Linked DNA regions of Homo sapiens: region 2 is linked to region 1. Evidence: chromatin loops called from intact Hi-C (ENCODE). Cell type or tissue: HepG2. All regions are shown on one strand. Links, peaks and the distances in the headings refer to the core of each region. The heading gives the core; the rest is flanking DNA.

Region 1 (8,345 bases), core at 240-8,239:
TAACCGTCAGGGTGACTTTTAAAATGCACATATGTAAGAAGTCTTCTTTACTATAAAGTCATCACGCATTCATGATGATGATTTTATAATGTCCTGAATCTTCTCATTTTGGCTCAGATGTGAAATGACTTTGAATGCAAAAAGAAAGAGTATTTGAAAACAAGATATTTTTGCCAATTAACTTACAAATGAATGACCTTCAGTATATATGCTTGTAAACATCATGGAAGATACAGGTGGAAGTCACCTCTTCAAAGAAAGAGGGGGTATTTGAAGAGCTACTTCTGCTTTAGCTAGAGGGAAAACACTTTTTTATTTTTCATAAGTTTATAAATTTTCTAAAGTATGACAAACTTTGAAATTATACAAGATAAATTTACTTTAAAAAATTAGGAATTCAGACTGAGAATTCTTCAGTCCTTCAGATTGAGAATGCAATCTGAAAATGAGGTTGTCATTTGTATTTGGGGGGTATCATTTGTATTTTTTGGCCTACATTTTATTTCATCAGCATAAAAATCAGCATTTTGCCTTTCAGGCTAACCCATGAAACTGTGGAAATCTGAAATCCTTCTGATCAGAGCATTCACAACAGTAGCAGAGCGAGTTATTCTGATGCGGAGGTCAGTCTACTTCAGTGCTGGGGAAATAACTGCCAGAGATATGTTGTGGGTTGCTTTTCCTGCCCACAGTTCCATTTCTGTAGGAACTGTTCCCACTCAGGGACTCTGCCTGAGCTGCCATGATTTAATTAGGGAAGACCAAGAAAACTGGAGGGAGTAAGATAACCAAGAGGGCGCTGCCCCCTAATGGCTTCCACGGTCACAGATCCATTCCTAGGGTCTGGCCATCCTCTTTTCTGAGAGGTCTTTCTATAGGTGTGACCAATTCCTCCTTAACTAGAACTAGCTTAAGTAAGTTGCCCATTTCTGGGGGGAGAGATACTTTGCAAAGATTAATTTTATCATTTTTCCATGTTAAATACACATGGTGGGCAAAAGAAAAAACATCATAAACTATGTTTCTTATAATATATAACATTAGGGAATAAATCTTAAAGTAAGGAGCAGGAGAGAGCAAATGGTTTAGAGTTAAAAGATATAAACAATAACTTAGGATCTTTAAGAGGCTGCTGAAGCTCTTTGTGCCTCAGTTTCCTGAAGTGTCAATGAAGGCAATGCTGATATGCACCCTTCTGACCCACCTACTTTATAGAGTTACTGCAATGATAAAATGAGATCACATATGTGAAAAAGCTACGGCAGTTTAAAAGTGTTACGCATACATTTAAAACTACTTCTGTTTTGAAATTATTAGGGCTAAATTTAGTATTAAGAAAGTTCCTTTTTCACAGGTTATTTCCTGTTGCTAGAAGACACTTATGAATCTTGTAAGTCTTTAGATTGAGAATCAATTGTCGGAGTACAGAGACCAGTGAGGAATTAAATTCAGTTGCTTAAGAACAGGGCAACCCCTCTTCTCTCACGCCCTCAATATTGTTCTCTCATACAAAAGAAATCCAGAGGGGGACAGTCCAAGGATGGTACTGGAGTTTTACAATACTGTTACGGAACAACTCAGCTCTTTCCAGCTCTCCAGTCAGCCATCCTTAGAGCTTGACTCCCACATTTCCAAGATGGCAGCCTCAGTGCCTGCCACGTGTCTGTATTCCAGGCAGGCAACAGGGACAGGGCATAGGTAAAGAAGGTGCATTTCAGCAGTCAGCTTCTTTTAGAGAGCTTCCCTAGAATCCCCATCTAGTGACTTCCATTTATATCTCCTCAACCAGAAATGTGTCACACTGACCACCCCTAGCTGCAAGGAAAACTTAGAACCAGGGTTGTTGTTTGGCTGGACACCTTGCTACCCCAAATAAAATCTGGGTTCTCTTAGTAATGAAGAAAGGAAGAATGCATATTGAATAGGTCTCTCTTACACTAGCCACTGAAAATGCTGATTACTAGAATTTGAGGCAATTGTATTAATTGTCCATTTTTAAGATAGTTTAATGCTAGACATATTGGTGATACCCTAAAAGAACCAAAGCCCCACTGCCTTGGCCAGTGCCATGACTTCAAGGCTGGAAGAAGATCCAAGCTTTCCCCATTTCAGTCAAGTGCTTTACTCAGCAGTCTACTCCATGTCTGGTTTCCAACACAACCACCACCTGGGGTTCCTACCAACCCAAGAGATGGGTTCAGTGGTGTGGTCAGTGGAAAATGGCCTCCAAAGATGTCCACACCCTGGGTCCCAGAACTTGTACAGATGTTACCTTACATTACAAAGGGATTTTGTAGACCTAATTAAGAGGATGAATCTTAAAATGGGGAGATTATCCTGGATCATCTGGGTGGCCCAACCTAATCATGAGTCCTTAAAAATGGAGAATCTTTTCCAACTGTGTCAGAGAGATGGGACCAAAGAAAGAGGAAAGATTCAAAACATGAGGAGGACTTGGCACAATCCCCTCTCCTGCTGCTGACTTGGAAGACGGGAGAAAGGAACATAAACCAAGCAATGCAAGCAGCTGGGAATGACCCTCAGCCCACAGCTGCATGGAAATGGAAACTTCAGTCCTACAACCTCAGGGACCTACATTTTGCCAACCTGAATGAGTAAGAAAATGGATCATCCCTTAGATCCTCCAGAAAGGACAGAGCCCTGCCGACGCTTTGCTTTTAGCTCCATGGGACCTGTGTCAGCTTCCCATCTACAGAACCTTAAGATAATAGGTTTTTGTTGTTTTATGTCACTACGTTTGTGGTAATTTGTTACAGCAACAATAGGAAACTAATATAAGTGGGTTGGCAGAGGCTGCAAGCTCTTCCGAAATATTCTTCATAGCTTTAAGCAAGCTAATAAATGAAATGTCTCCTTACCTGCACAGAAACAGTTTCTGACAAATTAACGGACTGGAGGCCATTAAAGGGTAAAAGGCAATAGGGTGCTCAGGAGGTAAGCAAGAAAAAGGAAAAGATGGGGAAGGACTGAAACCCTGGAAGAGAAAGAACATGGTTATGTGCTGTTGGAGGCTGCCTGCACCAATGCCATTTGGTCACACATGCCCTCAGGGCTGGCCATGTTGGACATGCTCTAGATTGAACACTCTGCTCATTAACTGGTTGCAATGCTCCCCTCCTCCCCACAAAGCCCCTTTGTTCTTCTCTTTGAGGCAAACAAGTTCATTTGACTTCGGATCTCATCTGGAGTTGAAGTAGCTGACATCTACTTTGTTACAGAAGCAGCTGCTGAGGCAGCAGGACAGCTGAAGCCCTGAAATGCCCGGGGTGGTGGGAACCAGACCTCTTAGAGTAAGAGCAAAGGCCGGGTAGGGCTAGTCTTCATGATGGGCATGCAGGGAAATCACAGGGACAGACTCAAATGTCTACAGGGCCACACAGATGATGCAAATGAGTGAAGCAAGCCAGGTAGAAGAAAAAGCAATATATAGTAGTTACAGAACAGCACAAGCGCCAACGCCAAACAAATCCAGGGGAAGGCCGTTGCAGGCTCTCACTTTGCAATCTCATCTCTAAAGCAAAGGACAGGGCACATTAGTGGATGTAAAGAGTGGGCTGGCTGTCAGTCACCCTGCTAGATGTGGGTTTTGGGGAGGAGAGGCTGTAGCCTTACTGTCATTCTCCAAACACTAAGCCCATGCCTGGGACACTATAGGTGCTTAGAACACTGTTTAAGAATGTCGTAGAGAGGATACACAGCCAGCCGAGGCCTCTGCACTTTTTGTCGTCTTGCCCTCTGCCCCACTTTCACCCAAAGTTGTCTCAAAACCCACATATTTCACTTTTTGCCACTTCGATCCTATGAGTCACCAACTTCACACTCTATCAGAATCATGACATGGCCCATGAATTTTAACTCTCAAGTTCGTCTACGACTTCTCAAAACCCCTCGGCCTCACTGGCCTGTAGGTGACCTCTCGTGGTAAAAGAGGGTAACTGCACAGTGAAGAACCTTTTACATCCGAAAAATTCGATTCATATCAATTCAATCAATAGTTATAAAGTGTCCGAGGAAGAAGAAAAAATAAAAGTAGGGGACCTTTAAAACAAATCGTAACTTTTTCAAAAAAGGAATACTTTGAGGTGGATAGAAACACGGAAAGAAGGCTTACATTGGGACAGAGGAGATATAATTTTCTAATTCATATTTTTCTAACTTATTTCCCAGGATTGCTGAAAAATTGGAACTGAGTTTTCCAATCATTTAGTACAGGCTTTCGATCCTAAAGATATGGCACAGAATCTGGAGTCTGGTATACATAATATGTGCAAATTTGAGGCACATCATTTAAAGTTTCTGAGACTCAGTTTCTACATCTGAAAAATGGGAATAATACCAGTTCCACTTAACTTCTATGATTGTTATGAGGTCTAAATTAGATGAGATATGTACAGTGTTTTCTGTATTGGACCTTATAATCTTTTGGTTCATGATATATTCTCATCAGTCCTCATGCAGCTTGCTTTCATTTATTTAGCTGTTTTATTATAAACTGTACTTGTAACTGTAAAGTGTTGTGCACATATTAACTTAGGGATGCAGTGATAAAAATAATAAACTTGATGGAAAATTATGCAATTTCTTTCCATGATATAAACATGAGTTAGATTGAGTTCTTCTTCCTCCTTTCCTTTTAAATGCTCTCTGGAATTTTTCTCATCCTCTTTCTCAAATCAATTCAGTCATCCTTTATTTTATTTTTTTACCTCTTCTGTATTCAGTTTGTTCCCATATTATTTTATAAGTGCCCTTCAATTAATTCATTAATGTAGGTTCTTATTTGAAATAATACAAAGAGAAATCATGTATTATGGTAGAGGGTTGGAGCAAATTACCTTTAAGTCACTCATTCATCCATTCATTCTGTAAATATTTAGTGAGCTTCTATTATATGGCATTGTGATAAGCACGAGGGATATAAAGTGAATAAAATGAACAAGGTCTTTGCCCTCATGGAACTTACCCTGAGGAGTTTACAATAGAAATAATTAAACATATCCTGTGAGCTCTGAGAAGTGCTGTAAAGAGAATAAACAAGGGTGAAGATACAGGAGATGGGAGAGTGAGCATGTAGTTATCTGGGGAAAAGCATTCCATACAAAGTGAACAGCAAGTTCTAAAGTCCTGAGGTGGGAGCAAAGAGGAGCATCATACAGTCCTCTACCATGTGTAAGTAATTTATTGGACATCTCATGGATATATGTGTACAGTCTATCAATATGCATACATAGATATGTATAAACATAGATATATGTATAAATATATAAGTAAATATACATAAAATACATACATTATATGAATATCTTAAAACCTTATCAGGAGCGTGTTAAACCTTAGCTATGAGAAAAAATAGTATTGACATATCCTGCCTTCAGATAAAGTTCATTAAACATATTTTTGGGACAAGAAAAAATCTGGAAAAGTAATTTAATGGATACTTTTTGGATGGCCTTGGTGACAGATTTCCAGGAATGAGGTCACGGCTGCTTTGTTAACACTGCTATACATTGTCACTTGTAACAGCATATGTAGCTTCACAACTTAACATCAATATTTTAAAAAGTAAAATAATCTGGCTGGGCGCGGTGGCTCATGCCTCTAATCCCAGCACTTTGGGAGGCTGAGGTGGGCGGAACATGAGGTCAGGAGTTCGAGACCAGCCTGTCCAACATGGTGAAACCCTGTCTCTACTAAAGATACAAAAAATTAGCTGGGCGTGGTGGCACACGCCTGTAATCCCAGCTACTCGGGAGGCTGGGGCAAGAGAATCGCTTTAACCCGGGAGGCGGAGGTTGCAGTCAGCTGAGATCATGCCACTGCACTCCAGCCTGGGTGACAGGGTGAGACTCCGCCTCAAAAAAAAAAAAAAGTAAAATAATCTGTTTACTTTGTAAACATTAGCTTATGGAATTTCAGGACCAATCTCTTTGTTTTCTGTATTTTTTCTGCCAATATTACATGATTTTATTACAAAAGAAGTCTGGGTGAACTTTTTTATTGCTGGAACGAAAATCCTAATTACTCTGTATCATGGAGTTTGAAGGCAAGGAGAAACAAGGCTGTTGAAAGGTTCCATGAAATCTCTATCAGTGCAAAACCTGTGTACCATGAAATGGTAAATCTGCAACATTTCATTTTTTCTTCTAATCTTCGCTGTACAGACAGTTGCAGGCTTTCTCTTTCTCTACTTCCCTTAATTCCATAAAACTTTAATGCCTACTCTGCAGAAGGCATGGCATCTATGGTTTGAGATGGAAAGACACACAGGAGGGGAAGAACTGACTTGTGCTGAGAGGCCAACATGAAACTGTTCAGAGTTTTAAAGACATATCACACAGTTCACTATGGACAGAAACTTGGAGGTGGCAGTTCCTGCAGAAGTGTTGGGAATATGGCTGGAAAGACTGAGAAGAAAGTATCCTGAAAGCTTTGAATATGACAATGGAAGAGGCTGTTTACAAAATTTTCAGCCATCATGAGGATTTTAAAAAGGAAAAAATGAAATGATAGCACCAGTGTTTGCCTCCAAGATGATCTTCACAAGTTGGGTGATTATTACATTTAGGCTGAGCCTAGATATGTCCTCCACCTTGCTTGATTCATTGTGTTTTTCTGTTCAAGTATTAGAAAACACGTACCACAGAGCGAATGGAGAGTAATCAGCTAATGGCTCATTATTTATGTATAAAATGAAGATGTCCTGCACGAAAATCAATTCACATTGAGTTCAAATGCACACTCACATTCATCTCTAAGTAACTTATTCCCCCACTACCCCCATGGAGGATTTTAACAAACCCAAGCTGGGAAGATGAATTTACAACCCAATTTGTTCTTTTCTCCAAATTGAAATATCAATGCATCCAAAGAGAGATTTAAAATCAATGACACTTCTAAATTCAACACAGATACGCTGTCTAGCATTTCAAGACTAGAACTTATTGTTAAAGTGAGTACTGTTTATACTGTTTATTCTGTTTCAGAGCAAAAGCTATACTTAAAAAAGTTGAGATCCAATTCATTCATGTACAGGAAGCTACCCTGACAGGTTTCATTGGGTTTTAAAATCAGAGTTGAGTGGTCGCTTCAATTTTACAGAAATGGAGTTTATAAAATGTAAACCCTAGAGAGACTGATATTTTTCAGAGTTAATTTCCTTCTACCCTCACCTTGCTCATCTCTGCAAATGAAATGGTGCCCTTTCTTGGGCTTTTTTTTTTTTTTTTGATAGGGTCTTACTCTGTTGTCCAGACTGAAGTGCAGTGGCACAATCTCAGATCATTGCAGCCTCAACCACCAGGGTTGAAGCAATCCTCCCACCTAAGCCTCCTGAGTAGCTGGGAATACAGGCATGTGCCACTACACTCGGCTAATTTTTGTATTGTTTTTGTAGAGACAGGGTTTCTCCATGTTGCCCACGTTAGTGTTGAACTCCTGGGCTCAATTGATCTGCCTGCCTCGGCTTCCCAAAGTGCTGGCATGAGCCACCATGCCCAGCTGGCACTTTTCTTTTAATGGAGGTATAACTTAGATACCATAAATGCACAGATCTTAAATGTACAATTTGATGAATGTGTGTATGTGTGTGTGCGCTTGTATACACATCCTTGTAAGATATAAACCATTTCCATCACCCTAGAAAATTCCTTTTTGCCCCTTCTCAGCCAATACTTCCCCTTACCCCTATAGGTAACTGCTATTCTCACTTATATCATCAGAGATTAGATGTACTTGTTCTGTTCTTGAACTTCATAAAAATCTAATCTTAGAGTATATACTCTTTTGTGTCTGGCTTTATTAACTCAATATAATGATTTAAAATTCACCCATGTCATTGTATCTATCAGTAACTCAGAATTTTTCACTGTTGAGCAGTATAGCATGGTATGAATATACTTCAATTTGTTCATCCATTATTTTACTGATGCACATTTAGGTCACTTCCAGCACGGACACTGTTTTTGACAGATTTCCATGGGGGTTAAGACTGGGATAGATGGACATAGCAAATGATCTGAGAATTCTAAGTTTAGGAGCCACAGATCTTTTCTACAGACTGTTCTACATACTTTACATCACAAGTTCCTGCCACAAATAGAATATACCTTTCTCACACCCTATAAAGTATCTGAATCAAAATGATTAAGCATCCAATTAAATATATTTGGTTCAGCGTGGTGCTAATAAACACACAAGTGTGGACTGAATCTTATATGGTCTTATTGGTTTTTCTGGTGAAAAGGGCTCCATTTCCAGGTCTTAGAAAACAACAGAGACCCCCTTGAGCCATCTCAGCAGGGCATGCAATTGAGCACAAAGGTGAC
Region 2 (8,345 bases), core at 120-8,119, 330 kb after region 1:
GGTAGATCTCCACATCACAAATCCCCAGACCCAGGGCTTAAATCTTGGGGAAAGTATCCCTGCTCTGGAAGGAATGTGTAGGTGGCTATGGGTGTCAAAGCCTATGATTTCCAGAACAACAAGGGTCGTTTTGGAGGAAACTTACAATCAGTAGGTCTTCCTACATAAAGAGTAATATATCAGTCAGAAATTTGGGAGGCATTCTTGAACTTGGGGTTAGTTAGAAGTTACATGGTGGATTGACATTTAAAATAAAGTCACTCTTCTCTCCATGTTGCCACTGCACTCTAGCTAGGGTGACGGAGTGAGATCCTGTCTCCAATAAATAAGATAAAAAAATAAGCCTGGCATTCAGCAGCTGTGGATTTGTTCTGTGGCTAATTCAGCAGGTAGAAGTAGGAGGAAATGACCGGCATGTCTGTATCAGCTCAACCTAAGTTTTTTTGTTTGTTTGTTTGTTTGTTTGTTTTTGTGAATGATGGTTGCTGTTAAGAATGAGACAGAGTTTTCCAGAGTGGTTGTAGATTGCGGCCTCACCTGCACAATGCACCCCGTCACCTCAACACAGGGTCAGGTAGATTCCGTGACCCGCTGTGGCTATATTTATCTTAAGTAATGAATACTGCTTCTACTGCTGCCAGTGACAAGATTAACTCCAAATTAGTTCTCTGCTTCTTTAAGTCACGTACTCACATTCAGACTCCTAGATGACCCGTCTGATTTGGTGAATACATGTCACATGCCCTTGTTCTGGCTGCCAGGAAGCTGGGTGATAAAATATCTGCCCCCCATCTAGACAAAACAGAAAAGAAACAGTTGATCTTTAAGGTTTCTTTGAGCCTAAGAAGCTGTGATTCTGTGGGCTTGGGTACATCATCTTGTCATCCAGTCACATATGTTACCACTGGTGTTAGGGCAGCTGTAGACGTTTTAACTCATACCATGAATTTTATGATAACTCCATTATCAGACACCTTTTCCTTTCTTATCTTACGAAACATCTTTCATTGTACTCTGCCTTATAAAGTATATAATAACTACAACTGTTAAAGACAAAAGAGGGCACGTGTAGCAAATTGTGGGTGGTGCAGGGTGAAAGCCAGCCACCTAAATTCCCGGCATCCTTACAGTGTGGCATATCCTAGTGAATTTACTGGTTTCTGGTTTTACATTTCCAGAAAGCCTGTTTTTATCAGTACTTCAGAATTTATCTGACACATGGAGATCAACTCGTGCTCATTAAATCACGATAAACACCAGAATTCTAAGTAGTTAATTTATAATGAGAAATAAAAATTTCAAGCACACCAGACGGTCATGTCAGCCTAATAAAAGGCATTCTCTCTCTGTGAAAAACCATACGGGAAGCCAAACAATCATCAGAATGTTGTTCACTCTTTGGAATCAGAGCAAGGGGAGTTGGTTACGTGATTACAATGATTAATGGCCTTAGACTTTGGTGGCCTGATTGTAATAGGATTCTTTCGGTTGTAAGGAACAAAAACACAATTAAAATTTTCTTGGGCAAAAAGGACAGTTTATTAAAAGAGTACTGGAGTGCCTCATGGAACTTTGGGAAAGTCCTTGGAAGAGCCTGACTTCAGAGATGACTGGACTCAGGACTAAAAAAAACCTGGGATTCTCTTCCTGTTGGCTTTATTCCCTCCCGCTGAGGACCAACTTCTTCCACCGGCTGGAGGATATTACATCTCTCAGTTACTGTCACGGGAGAGTGAGTGCCCCTTTTCCAGTAGTTTCTATTAAGAAAAGGAAATCCCAAAGAGGGCCCTGATCAGACTGGTATTTGGACCTAAGAGCCACGAGTAGGGATGGGAGCTGTAAAGCAGAGCCACCTGGCACAGGCTTGTTCCTGCTGGTTCCAGATAATGACTTAAATCACTGTTGGCTGTCAGTAAGTCCGGGTTGGTGGATTGACATTGATGTAGTCCAGCTCTGCTTCCAGAACCAGGGGGATCTGTTTGTAAACCAGGATACCTCTTCCCCAAGACAATGCCTAGAAATAATGCCTCTGTTGTTTTTCTGACCTCTTGCTTCCTGGAGTTTCTCTGAAGGGCATTTCTCTTAATGGACTTGTTCTTTTTGCTACAGCTAATATCTAGAGGAATATCCATGTTGATTTCCCATATTTTTATTCTCAAAAGACCACCTTATTTCAAATTTGGGGAGCACATAATGTACTCTCTATCACTTAAAAATTGATTGTTGCCCTGTTTTTTGGATTTTTTTTTTAAGGGGGTGAGGGAAGGAGAAGGCAATCACAAAGAGTTGGTGAGTAATTGGCTGAAAGTCATCATTCAATATTATAAAAGTTTCCATTTTGTTCCACAATGCCTTTTTAGAAAGATAACTGAATGTTTTAATCTTTCACCTGTATTTACTTTGCATACTCAGTGTAGTTAATCTATATCTCTTTATATTCTAATTTTATTTTTATTGATTTAAATATTCAATGAATGTTTCTCATTGCCTACTTTGTATCAGACTCTGTGCTGGGAGGTGATAATAAGGAGAGGCAAAAGGGCTCAATTAGGAGGGATAGGTTTCTATCTGCTTTACACGAGTGGAGAGATACCCAAAAGCTGACCTGCAGGACAGTTCTACCCAAAGCAACTCTCCAGTGTTCTGCTGGGGTTCCTGATAAGCATATCATTTGAGTCATAACTTTGAGTAGGAAGAGGGTAGGGAAGCAAGTTCACTGTTGTCTATTAACACAAACATATTTTAAGATTATGGAATATTTTCATTATCTAAAATACTCTTCAAACATCCATCTACTCATTACCCAGTTATAATGTAAGTTAATATTTTTACTATACATGCTTCAATGTTTTTAAAGAAATGGTTTATCATGATTTATATGGCCATTCAATATATCCATTTTCTTGCAGGACATTAGCTTCCAAATTTTCACTATTACAAATAAGGCCACAGTAACTGTCATTATACACATCTCCTTGAATATATATGTAAGAGTTTCTTTATACACCATAAATATTACAATTATAAATCACCAATTCGCAATAACATTTTTTAAAAAAGAGTTTTCTTTATACTCAGAATTGTTGGGTAATAAGACATATGCACCTTCAATTTTGCAAGATATTGCCACTAGTTTTGCTTGAACATATTTATTGTTTCATATCCTTATAAATAGGGATTTTTAATTTTTATCAATCTAATAGATATTACATGGCATTTCATTGTTGTTTTACTTTGCATTTCACTAATTACTAAATTTGATTTGCAAGAGTTTTAAAGGCTGGGCACAGTGGCTCAGGCCTATAATCCCAGCATTTTGGGAGACCAAGGCAGGTGGATCTCTTGAGGCCAGGAGTTCAAGACCAGCCTGGCCAACATGACAAAACCCCATCTCTACTAAAAATACAAAAATTACTTGGGCCTGGTGATGCATGCCTGTAGTTCCAGCTACTTGGAAGGTTGAGGCAGGAGAATTGCTTGAACCTGGGAGGCAGAGGTTGCAGTGAGCCATGATTGTGCCACTGCACTCCAGCCTGGGGATGACAGAGTGAGATTTTGTCTAAAAAGAAAAAAAAAAGAGTTTTAAAAAATTAATTCTGTTATTAATCCTCTTTTGGTTAGATTTATTTTATTGATCCTCTTTTGGTTAGATTTATTTCATTTTATTTTACTATTTTTTTGAGATGGAGTCTTGCGCTGTCTCCCAGGCTAGAGTGCAATGGCGCAGTTTTGGCTCACTGCAACCTCCGCCTCCTGGGTTCAAGTGATTCCCCTGCCTCAGCCTCCCAAGTAGCTGGGACTACAGGCACCCGCCAGCACGCCTGGCTAATTTTTGTATTTTTAGTAGAGACGGGGTTTCACCATGTTGGCCAGGCTGGTCTCAAACTCCTGACCTCAAGTGATCCACCTGCCTTGGCCTCCCAAAGTGTTGGGATTACAGGCATGAGCCACTGCACCCAGCCTTTTGGTTAGATTTATAATAAACATCTTCTTCCAGTCTATGACTTTTCTGAAAACTTTGTTTATAGTATCTTTTGATCAACAGAAGTTTTAATTTACAATTTAGTCAAGACCTAAATATGAAATGTCAAATTCTAAAATTTTAGAAATTTCATATATAATGCATACATATATACGTAATATACATGTAATTATATATGCTTATATGTAATATTTTTATAAGACTAAAGGTTTAGCCCAGCATCACGTGACTCACTCTTTCCTCACTAACTTGTAAGGCCATTTCCATCATACACCAAATTCCTATATTTAAGCAGTTCTGCTTCTAGGCTTTACATTTTCTCAATTGGTCTATTTTTATACTGACTCTCTTTGGCACTTCATAGAGTCATATGACTATTAGGATTTGTTTGTCAAGTTCTACAAAACACCTTATTGGTGTTTAGATTGGAAGTGCTTTAAATTTTTTGGATGGAATAATTGCTATCATTATATCCACCATTCCACACGTACATAAATTATTTTACGTTTTTCCACAACATTTTGTATTTTCCCCATAAATGACTTGTATATCTTCTGTTACATGTATTCTTATAGGAAACAGATATTTTGTTGCAAGTATAAATGGGATTTTCCTCCTTTGATTATGCTTTCTAATTTCTTGTTGCAGGTATATGGCTATGCTATTTTTGTATATTGATCTTTTATCCAACAACCTTGCTGAAACTTGCCTATTGTTATAATTTGTAGATTCTCTTGTATTTTTAAAAATGTAAACAACTTTGTCATCCATGGAAGATGATGATTTTGTTTCCTTTATTCCAATTATGCTATTTGCTAATGTTGATTTTGCTTGTCTTTCTTGTTTTACTGCATTTTCTAGGCTCTCTAGTGCATTATTGAATAGAAATGCTAATGGAGGACTTCTGTGACTGGGACTATTTCAGGGGGAGAATTTTCATGAGCTTAGTTTTTATTCTTCTTTATTGTGTTCTTCTCATAGTAATGTTGCCTTGTTCTGTTCATTTAAAGTATGATGGATTTTCCTGGACTAGCAGCAATCATAGATAATTCTATCCAGGAGGAATGAAAACTTTGGGCAGTTTGCTCAATATCCTAGTTCAAGAGTGCCCTCTTCAGTTCTAACAGTGAAGTGAGGCTTATTTAATTAATGACACGTTTCTGGGGTGGTGAAACATAGGAGGGAGTGATGTTTACTGATAATCGTGATACTACCTTACAGCCCTAGGATCCTTATTTTCTTGTGTTTTATTTCTCATTTTTCTTTACCTTCTAGTTGTACTGCTCCTTCCCAGAAGCAGTGTCTTCCCAAGACTATAACTGTGGTCCTGGATACTTCCTTGAAAAGTCATGCTTCAGATCTTCTGGTCTTAGACTTGTTCTTACGATTTCCTCATCAGGGAAGGGCGTTCTCCTTCTGTGGGTGCTGTCCTCTGTGTTTCACCCCTGCTAGAGACTTGCCACCTCTCCTGTCTTCCATATAATCCCTGCCTGATTCTGTTTCAGCATGGGCTCTGATTTGGCTCTACGGATTCTGGACTGTTCTACCTACATGTAAATCCAAGTTTGTGGTATTCCCTATCCTTCACTATGCTCTACCTCTGGGCAATTGTGAAGTTTTATTTGCTTTACTGTTGACCTGTATGGTTTTGGAGGATGTATGTAGAGATTTGGATTTAAGGAACCAAAGGGTTGAGAAATGTGTGTTACAATCTTCCTGCATAAATGTGGATTTGTCATTTTATTTCTGTGATTCTGGTCTATTTTTGTCTTACGTATTTGTATTGGGCTGTTCTTGCATTGCTATAAAGAAATCCCTGAGACTGGGTAATTTACAAAGAAAAGAGGTTTAATTGGCTCACAGTTCTACAGGCTTTATAGGAAACATGGTGCTGGCATCTGCTCAGCTTCTAGGGAGTCCTCAGACAGCTTTTACTCATGGCAGAAGGTGAAGGGGGAGCAGGCACATCGCATGGCAGAAGCAGGAGCAAGAAAGAGAGTTGGGGGGCAGGAGCTACACACTTTTATATGACCAGATAGTGCGAGAACTCACTCACTATTATGACGATGGCACCAGGCCATGAGGGATCTGCCTCCATGACCCAAACACCTCCCCCCAGGCCTCACCTCCAGTATTGGGAATTACAATTCAACATGAGATTTGGGCAGGGACAAATATCCAAACAGTGTCAATATTCTATATGTTGTTAGGTTTATTGACATAAGATTGTTATATACTTTCTTGGTGACTTGCTCTTTTAATCAGTAGATAATGATCTTTGTAACTAGTAATTTTTGCTCAAAGTCTCTTACATAGGATGTTATTATAAGAATTCAATTTCCTTTGGTTAATATTTGCTATTGTTGACCAAAAGATCACCAGGATGGCTAAATAGTAGAAAGGAGAGCTTTATTGGAGATATTGGTTTGGAAGCTGGGAAGAGAAAGTCTCCAGCATGGACGAGGGGAAGCACAGTTTGGGTTTTATGCCTCACAGGGCCTGAATCATGCATATTCAGGAGGTTCGGGGGGAAAAGCTATACGTATTTATGAGGGAGCTGTGCGCATATGTAATGGATAAATATGCATATGACATACATCCTACGTTCACTTTGGGACTGGGTTTTAACATTAAAATGAGGTGGAATTTGGCTTTATCAAAGGGTGAACTTTAGGACACAAAGACAGTTTATGCACAGCCTCTATCAGCTGGCTGAAACTGTTTAAAGGTCTGCAATTGCTTATCAGAGAAGAAAGTTTGTAAGGCCAGTCCTTTATCCAATTAGAGTCATAGTGGTTTGGATCGTAAGTCAGAATTAGGACAATTGGCCTGATATCTCCTATTGTTAGGATATTTAGTGAGAATTTAGAAATTTGCCATGCCAAACCATCCCTGAATCCCCAACCCATAGGTAACTTTTTGTTTTTTTTTTAACCTTAGGTTCTGTCTTAGTTGATAAAGGGGCATCTATTTTGGTCTCTCACATCACACTGTATATACTTTTATATATTTTTGTTTGTTTTGGTTTATTTTTTATTATTTTATGTTTAATTTTTGTGGGTACATAGTAGGTGTATGTATTTATAGAATACATGAGATTTTGGTACAGGCATGCAATGCATAATAATCACATCATGAAAAACTGGGTATCCATCCTCTCAAGCATTTATCCTTTGTGTTACAAACAATCCAATTATACTCTTTTAGTTATTTTAAAGTGTACAATTAAATTACTATTGACTATAGTCCCCACGTTGTGCTATTAAATACTAGGTCTTACTCATTCTCTCTATTATTTTTTGTACCCATTCACCATCCCACCTCCCCACTATGCCATCCCTTCCCTGCCCTGACTATCCTTCCCATCCTCTGGTAACCATCCTTCTACTCCCTATGTCCATGAGTTCAGTTGTTTTGGTTTGTAGATCCCTCAAACACGGTGAGAACATGTGATATTTGTTTTTTTTGTGCCTGGCTTATTTCACTTAACATAGTGATCTCCTGTTCTATCAATGTTGTTGCAAAAGACAGAATCTCATTCTTTTTAATGGCTGAATAGTGGTTCATTGTCTATAAGTACCACATTTTCTCTATCCATTCACCTGTTGATGAATTCTTAGGTTACTTCCAAATCTTGGCTATTGTGAACAGTGCTGCAACAAACTTGGGAGTGCAGGTATTTCTTTGATATACTGATTTCCTTTGTTTTGCATATATACCCAGCAGTGGGATTGCTGCATCATATGATAGCTCAATTGTTAGCTTTTTGAGGAACCTCCAAACTGTTCTCCATAGTGGTTGTACTAATTTACATTCTTACAACAGTATATAAGGGTTTCCTTTTCTCCACATCCTCACCAGCATTTGTTATTGCCTGTCTTGTGGATATAAGCCATTTTAACCGGCATGAGATGATATCTCATTGTAGTTTTGGTTTGCATTTCTCTAATGATCAATGATGTTGAGCACCTTTTCATATGCCTATTTGCCACTTGTATGTCTTCTTTTGAGAAATGTCTATTCAAATCTTTGGCCCATTTTTTGATAGGATTATTAGATTTTTTTTTTCCTGTAGAGTTGTTTGAGCTCTTTATATATTCTGGTAACTAATCCCTTGTCAGATGGGTAGTTTGTAAATATTTTCTCCAATTCTGTGGGTTATCCCTTCGCTTTGTTGATTGTATCCTTTGCCATGCAGAAGATTTTTAACTTGATGTGATCCCATTTGTCTACTTTTGCTTTGGCTGCCTGTGCTTGTGGAGTATTGCTCAAGAAGTCTTTGCCCAGACCAATGTCCTGGAGATTTTTCCCAATGTTTTCTTGTAGTAGTTTCATAGTTTGAGGTCACAGATTAAAGTCTTTA

Evidence for each region. Peaks named below come from ENCODE experiments on the same cell type or tissue, not always from the same donor. Only the 100,000 strongest peaks of a DNase experiment are listed, where the experiment ranks them.
Region 2: a loop joins it to region 1, with 21 times the contacts of the local background. A loop is called at or near these places in 28 of 110 quality-filtered maps.

The regions. Positions count from the first base shown.
Region 1 is chr9:69,545,677-69,554,021 of GRCh38, forward strand. All of the region lies in intron 1 of APBA1 (amyloid beta precursor protein binding family A member 1), which reads right to left. Among named protein-coding and RNA genes, the nearest start is that of APBA1, 120 kb to the right of the region's middle. In HepG2, for the core only: CTCF peaks have their summits at 804 (motif pointing left) and 3,937 (motif pointing left); a DNase peak (open chromatin) is centred at 3,925; H3K27me3 peaks cover 679 bases.
Region 2 is chr9:69,872,973-69,881,317 of GRCh38, forward strand. All of the region lies in intron 4 of CFAP95 (cilia and flagella associated protein 95), which reads left to right. Among named protein-coding and RNA genes, the nearest start is that of CFAP95, 56 kb to the left of the region's middle. In HepG2, for the core only: a CTCF peak has its summit at 5,082 (motif pointing left); a DNase peak (open chromatin) is centred at 5,089; H3K27me3 peaks cover 357 bases.